Regions from separate parts of the Homo sapiens genome. Here region 1 is linked to region 2. A link is a contact called in ENCODE Hi-C or POLR2A ChIA-PET data. All regions are on one chromosome and are shown on one strand. The core of a region is the stretch at or near the end of the contact, and the rest is flanking DNA. Distances in the headings are between cores, read along the strand shown.

Region 1 (3,194 bases), core at 215-2,714, 180 kb after region 2:
AGCCACCGCGCCCGGCCTGTTTTGTATTTTTAGTGGAGACAGGGTTTCACAACGTGTTAACCAGGATGGTCTCGATCTCCTGAGCTCGTGATCCGCCCGCCTCGGCCTCCCAAAGTGGTGGGATTACAGGCGTGAGCCACCGCGCCCGGCCTGGTTTCGCGTTTGATGTGTTAAACCTAGGTCGCGCTCGGGGTTTCAAGCGTGAAATCCTAGCACTTCGGGAGGTTGGGGCGGGCGGATTGGGTAATTCCAGCCTGACTAACATGGTGTGAAAAATCCCGTCTTCACTAAAAAACCAAAAGAAAAGTGAATCAGGCCTGGTGGCGGGCGCTCTAGCCTGAGAGACAGAGCAAGATTCCATCTCAAAAAATAAATAAATCTTCGCGTTAGATAAAGGGTTTACTTGTAAACTGGTAATTTGTTGCTTTTCTGTGTTAATCTCTAGGTAAAGTAGCGACTTCCCTCTCCTATTTACGCATGCGCTATTACTGTATTTCTACTGAGCGATGACTTTCTCTGCGTTTCTCATGTAGCATAGCACAGAGTACTTTTAGTTGTTTTTGTTTTTTTTTTTTGAGACGGAGTCTCTGACGCCCAGGCTGGAGTGCAGTGGCGCAATCTCGGCTCACTGCAAGCTCCTCCTCCCGGGTTCACGCCATTCTCCTGCCTCAGCCTCCGGAGTAGCTGGGACTACAGGCGCCCGCCACCACGCCCGGCTAGTTTTGTTTTTGTATGTTTAGTAGAGACGGGGATTCACCGTGTTAGCCAAGATGGTCTCGATCTCCTGACCTCATGATCCGCCCGCCTCGGCCTCCCAAAGTGCTGGGATTACAGGCGTGAGCCACCGCGCCTCGCTGTCCGCCTCTTGAAGAGTAAACGAGGCCGGGCGCGGTGGTTTAGTAATACCAGCTGTAATCCCAGCTACTTGGGAGGCTGAGGCAGAAGAATCGCTTGAACCCGGGAGGCGGAGGTTGAGGTGAGAGGAGATCGCGCCATTGCACTCCAGCCTGGGCAACAAGGGCGAAGTTCTCTCAAAAGAAAAAAAAAATCGTCGGTTTCCTTTTCCCATCTTTCTTTCGTGACTTATATTCCAGAACGAAGCCCCACACATCATTAATGATTTGAATCGTTTCTAAAGTGTTTCTTAAATCGTTTCTTAAATCGTTTGTTGTTTCTTGTCTAACAGTCCAGAACACATATTACATAATGGAGCCGGGAGACAGACTAGGGCTGGCTTGATCCGGCCACGCAGTCCAGGAAAGGTGCTTTTCACCCCCAAGTGCAAAATGATCAATGTATTCTTCCGATCTACATAAACAAGCACCTCCTGGTTTCATTTTCGTAAAGCAAAACAAGCATGGAAGCTTTACTGTTTCGGCTCTTCAAACTTCCAGCAACTACACTGCGCTGCATCGGACTCGACGCCCGCTGGTGACGCACACGCTGCGCCGGAAGTGTGAACTGTCTGCCTCCAGGCTTTGTCATGGCGGCTGCTGCTGCACGCTGGAACCATGTGTGGGTCGGCACCGAGACTGGGATCTTGAAAGGTGGGTGGCAGGCTCGGGCGTCGGGAAGTGCAGGGGTGCACTCGCGCCCCTGGCGTGACTGACGCCTTCGTCTCTCAGGGGTAAATCTTCAGCGAAAACAGGCGGCGAACTTCACGGCCGGAGGACAGCCGCGGCGCGAGGAGGCAGTGAGCGCCCTGTGTTGGGGCACCGGCGGCGAGACCCAGGTGAGTGGCCCCTGGTCGGGCCGGAGCTGGGGGCCTGGGGCGCAGCAGCCTCGCTCTCCTCGCCATCTTGCCCTTCTTTGCCGCAGATGCTGGTGGGCTGCGCGGACAGGACGGTGAAGCACTTCAGCACCGAGGATGGCATATTCCAGGGTCAGAGACACTGCCCGGGCGGGGAGGGCATGTTCCGTGGCCTCGCCCAGGCCGACGGGTAAGACCAATCCCCTCGCTAAACTCAGGGCCGAAGGGAGAGCGTTGATGCTCCCTGAGGATACTGGAATGATGGCGACAGGCAAACTCTTAGTGACACGGCTTTGAATGGGTGACAGGGACCTGGGTTTCTGCCTTATGTAGTTCATACCTGTAACACACATTTATTGAACACCTACTGAATTCCAGGCACTGGGAGAAGTACAGGGGCTGCCGGTAAAATTTCTGCCTTCAAAAAGTTCTCATCCTCTAAGGTTTTTCACCTGACTCCATTATAATCCTCTAAGTAACCATGGGCAAGTCATTTAATAGTTTTGTGTGTGTGTGTGTTTGTTTTTTGTTTTTTTTTTTTTTGGAGACGGAGTTTTCGCTCTTGTTGCCCAGGCTGGAGTGCAGTGGCGCGATCTCGGCTCACTGCAACCTCCGCCTCCCGGGTTCAAGCGATACTCCTGCCTCAGCCTCCCAAGTACCTGGGATTACAGGCGTCTGCCACCACGCGCGGCTATTTTTGTATCTTTAGTAGAGACGGGGTTTCACCGTATTGGCTAGGCTGGTCTCGAACTCCTGACCTCAGGTGATCCACCTGCCTCGGACTCCCAAAGTGCTGGGATTACAGGCGTGAGCCACTGTGCCTGCTTGTCATTTAATAGTTTTAAGCAAGGCTGGGTGTGGTGGCTCATGCCTGTCATCCCAGCACTTTGGAAGGCCGAGATAGGTGGATCACTTGAGGTCAGGAGTTCAAGACCAGCCTGGCCAGCACGGTAAAACCCCTTCTCTACTAAAAAAATACAAAAATTATCCGGGTGTGGTGGCTCATGCCTGTAATCCCAGCTACTTGGGAGGCCGAGGCTGGAGAATCGCTTGAATCCGTCCCGCAGAGGTTGCAGTGAGCAGAGATCGCACCAGTGCACTCCAGTCTGTGAAACAGAGCAAGACTCCATCTCAAAAAAAACAACAAAAAAAGTTTTAAGCATGCATTCATTAATTCATTATTAATTCATTTATATTTTTTGAGACAGAGCCTCACTGTGTCACCTAGGCTTGAGTGCAGTGGTGCATTCATGGCTCACTACAGCCTCAACCTCCCGGGGTCAAACGATCCTCCCGCCTCAACCTCCTGAGTACCTGGGACCACAGGCAGGTGTCACCCTGCCCAGCTAAATTTTTAAGTTTTTTATAGAGATGGGGTCTCACTGTGTGCCCAGGCCAGTCTCAAACTCCTGGGCTCAACTTGAGCTCAACCACCAACAAGGTG
Region 2 (3,621 bases), core at 736-3,235:
GGTAAGGCAACATTGGAGTGGCTGGTAAGAAATGAAATCCCCAGAAAAAGAAGGTGACATTTGAGATGAGACCTTGATGACAAGGATGACCTGGCAATGTAAGACAATCAGGAGAACAGCATTCAAGTCAGGGTAACCAATGAGGCCAAAGGCCTGGAGGCAAAAGGAGCATGGAGTAATATCTTGGTGAGGGAGAGGTGGCAGAAAGTACTGAGGCAGGAGAGGTGATCACAGACCAGATCCTGTTGGTCAAAAAGAGGAGTGTGGGGAGAATTTTAAGCAGGAGCGTGACTGATCTAACCTAGTTTTCTAGATGTTATGGCTGCTTAGTAGAAAAAGACTTGTTGGGAAGGGCCAAAGTGAAGCCAGGAGACCATCAAGGAGGCAGTTTGCAATCCTCCAGGTGAGAAAGTATGGTGGCTTGGACCAGGGTGGTAGCAGTGAGGTAAGCAGTATTGCTCTCCCCACTTTACAGATGAGGAAGCAGAGGCCCAGAGAAGCTAAGTGACTTGATGAAGCTCATGCAGCCCTTAGGTAGCAAGATGCTTAAAATGGTAAATTTTGTGTTATGAATATTGTATTACTTTTTATTGTAATGAAATATATACAACACAAAATTTACCATTTTAACAATTTTTAAGGGTACAATAAGTGGCATTAAGTATATTCACGATGTTGTGTGACCATGACTATTATCCATTTCCAGAAATTTTTCATTATCTCGAATAGAAACTCAGTACCCATTAAACCATAACTCCCCTTTTCCCCCTCTGTGAGCCCCTGGTAACTTCTGTTCTACTTTGTGTCTCTGAATCTACCTGTTCTATATACCTCCTATAAATGGAATCATAAAATATTTGTCCTTCTGTGCCAACTTATTTTCACTTAATGTTTTTGAGACTCATCCAGTTGTCATCGTTTCCTTCCATTTTAAGACTGAATAATATTCCATTGTATGTTATACCACATTATGCTTATCCATTCATCTGTTGATGGAGGGCCGGGACTTTTACCAAGATGTCTGATTCCAACGCTATTCTGGTTGGCTCTGTTGAGCCCTGTGCAGTACCCGCTATAGCCACCAGAGGGAGCAGAGGGAACACCAGGCGGGCGCACTGCAGGCACCGGGCGGTTTCTGGGAAGAAGAGGAACAGATGCAGCCTTTTGCACACAAAATCTTACACGCAGAAACCATGCAAATAGAGGGAAGCTGGCCGCCAGGAAAGCACCCAGACTATAGAATCGGCCACAAGTGGAAGAAAGGAGAAGGAAGGGTTAGGGCTGGAAGGAGCTGCCCCTGTGATCCTGGTCCAACCCCTAAAATGGAAACAGAGGCCTCTGGCCACCCACAGTTTCCCTGACAGCTGTCCTCAGCGTGAACAACCTCCGTGCTGAAGAGCTCAGGAGGGAGGCGGAGGGGGGCCGGTCCAGTAAGGCTCGGGTTCCCATTTCTGCCCTTCTCCAGCAGCGGCGTGACCTCCAACCTGTGGCTTGCACATTTTACGGATGAGGAAACTGGGACTTGGAGCTGTTGATTGTCCAGAGCAAGTGGAAGAGGCAAGATCTGAATGCCACCACGTGCCTTGTGATTCTCTTCTCCAAGCTCAGCGCCCTGGTTTCTTCAGCCGCATCTCATGATATGTGGTCTTTAGGACTCTTCCCCACCTCATCTGGTTGGCCAGCCTCCCTACAGGCGAAACGTACAAGGGTCTGTGGCTCTTGAGGCTGGTCTGACCACCGTGGCCTCCCTCTTCTGAGCACCCAGCCTCTAATAATGCTACCCAAGTTTGCCCTGGCTGGTTTTGGCAGCCACCTCATGTTGACTGAATTTCTGTCAGTTTCAATCCCTCGGCTTTTCTCACATGTGCTGTTGCTAAGCCATTTCTCCCCCACTGCATCCTTGTGCAGCTGGGTCTTTGGATGCGAGTCCAGGAACTGACATTTATCCCTGTCAAATTCATCTTGTTCATTCATCTGACAAACATTTGTTCAGTGCCCACGCCATACCAGGCACCAGGAATACAGGAACGAAAGACAAGGCTCCTGGCCTAAGGAGCTCACATTGGTATTCATCACAGCCGTAGCCACTAGTGAGTGAGGGGCTACTGTGTGCCAGGCATACAGCCTCTGCTGGGTGCTCTATGTAGGCTGTCTTCTTAACCCTTACAGCACTGCAGTGTCGGTGGCATTGTCCCCATTTTGCAGATGGGAAAACCAGGGCTCAAAAACTTTATGAGACTTGTCTGAAATTACATTGCCAGAAGGAAGCAGGCCCAGTATTCAACCTTCCAACTGCTTTGGATCTTGATTCTGTTCTCCTACTTAGACACCTTGTATCCCAGCTTTGGGTTCTCTGAAAACCTGATAAACTTTACTTCTCTGAATTTCATCAACAGCACTGATGAAGCTAAGATGAGATCAGAGCTCTGGGGTGGGCCACCAGTGCCCCCCTGCCCAAGATAAACAGCCATCTATGATTCTGAACACTGTTGGGTTGGCAGATACGAATGCACGCAACAGTGAACTCCTGCCCTCACCCCCAGCACCAGGTTCCCTCCCCTGACAAGCAGCTATGTATACGGTTGCTGTCATTTTTATCATCAGACTGGTCCCTGCTGCCGAGTCCTCTACATGCAGGAGCTCAGCTGTGACTGGCCCTTGCCTTCATCATGATAAAGTTTCATCTGCCAATCCCCCTCCCGAGGAGGGACATGCAAGTCCAAGGACAAGGTTGGTGGGGGAGGGGAGCAGTTGAGGGGATTTCACAGGCTCTGAGTATCTTCCCTTGCATCTGTGACTTCTGTCCCATGCCGTCTGCTCCTGGAAGCTCAGCCCATCTTTATCATTAAGCTCTTCTGCCATGCTGAGGGAGACCAACTGCAGAGCAGGCCTGTGCAAGGGCTGTGGGCAGGAAATAAGGCAGGCAGAATACATGCACTACTTGGGGGTAGGTATAAAATGGGCTCCGAGCTCCCAGCCAGGACCCAGGGGACACCATGCTTCATGACAGAATTTGGGGTTACCACCTCACAGGACGACGTGCACTCCCCTCCTCACACCCCTATGAGCTTGCAACAGTTATCATTCTGCCCATTTTTGCAGGCGAGAAAACAGGCCCAGCAAGTGTGGTCTGGGACAGAGCACTACCTCTGCTAAGAATGTTTCCTGAAAACAGATCTGGGATTTCCAGGGCCCCAAAGGACAGCAGAAAGCAGGGCCCTGCCATGGACACACCAGTGGAGATAAAAGGACTACCGATGATGGCGGTGACTCCAGAGTTTTAAAGACCCTTTGGACATTGTTGAAAACCTCTAGTCTAGCTTTTTGTGCCTGAAGAGCATCTGGGGAATATAAACTCACAAACTCCTGCCAAGGGTTCAGAGAGCAGCCAATACATCCTTCAGGAAGGCCCTGCCTTTGTGGCCTTATAGTTGAGTGGGGAGAAGGCAGATAGATAATAAGCAAGTGTATCATTTCAGACAGTGATGAGTGCTATAAAGAGTGTACGGTTGGTATAGAGAAAGCTGCTCTAGCTAGCATGGTCCAGGAAAGCCTCTCGGAGGAGGTGTGATTTGAGGAGCCAAGAAAGACCCAGCCTTGGAAACAATGAGAAAAGAGATG

The links. Hi-C counts contacts between places; a loop is a spot of excess contacts on that map. ChIA-PET counts read pairs that join two places held with the same protein, here RNA polymerase II (POLR2A). Pooled maps may share reads with other maps.
Region 1: a loop to region 2 is called in a pooled map, with 3 times the contacts of the local background. The contact joins the promoter of WDR74 here to the enhancer-like site in region 2. A Hi-C loop is called at or near these places in 2 of 50 pooled maps. POLR2A ChIA-PET finds 5 or more read pairs at or near these places in 7 of 52 experiments (H1, HEK293, SK-N-SH and 3 more).

Annotation. Positions count from the first base shown.
Region 1 is chr11:62,837,860-62,841,053 of GRCh38, reverse strand. WDR74 (WD repeat domain 74) reads left to right here and starts at 1,464. Exons shown (of 11, transcript NM_001369450.1): 1 at 1,464-1,547; 2 at 1,626-1,732; 3 at 1,819-1,940. The coding sequence starts at 1,484. RefSeq lists a silencer at 91-140 and enhancers at 271-440, 1,071-1,210, 1,281-1,620, 1,681-1,800, 1,911-2,040.
Region 2 is chr11:63,021,720-63,025,340 of GRCh38, reverse strand. No RefSeq gene overlaps it. Among named protein-coding and RNA genes, the nearest start is that of SLC22A8, 7.7 kb to the right of the region's middle. Within about 2 kb of position 1,985, at least 3 of the 41 ENCODE cell types and tissues checked have a DNase peak (open chromatin) inside an H3K27ac peak, as active enhancers do.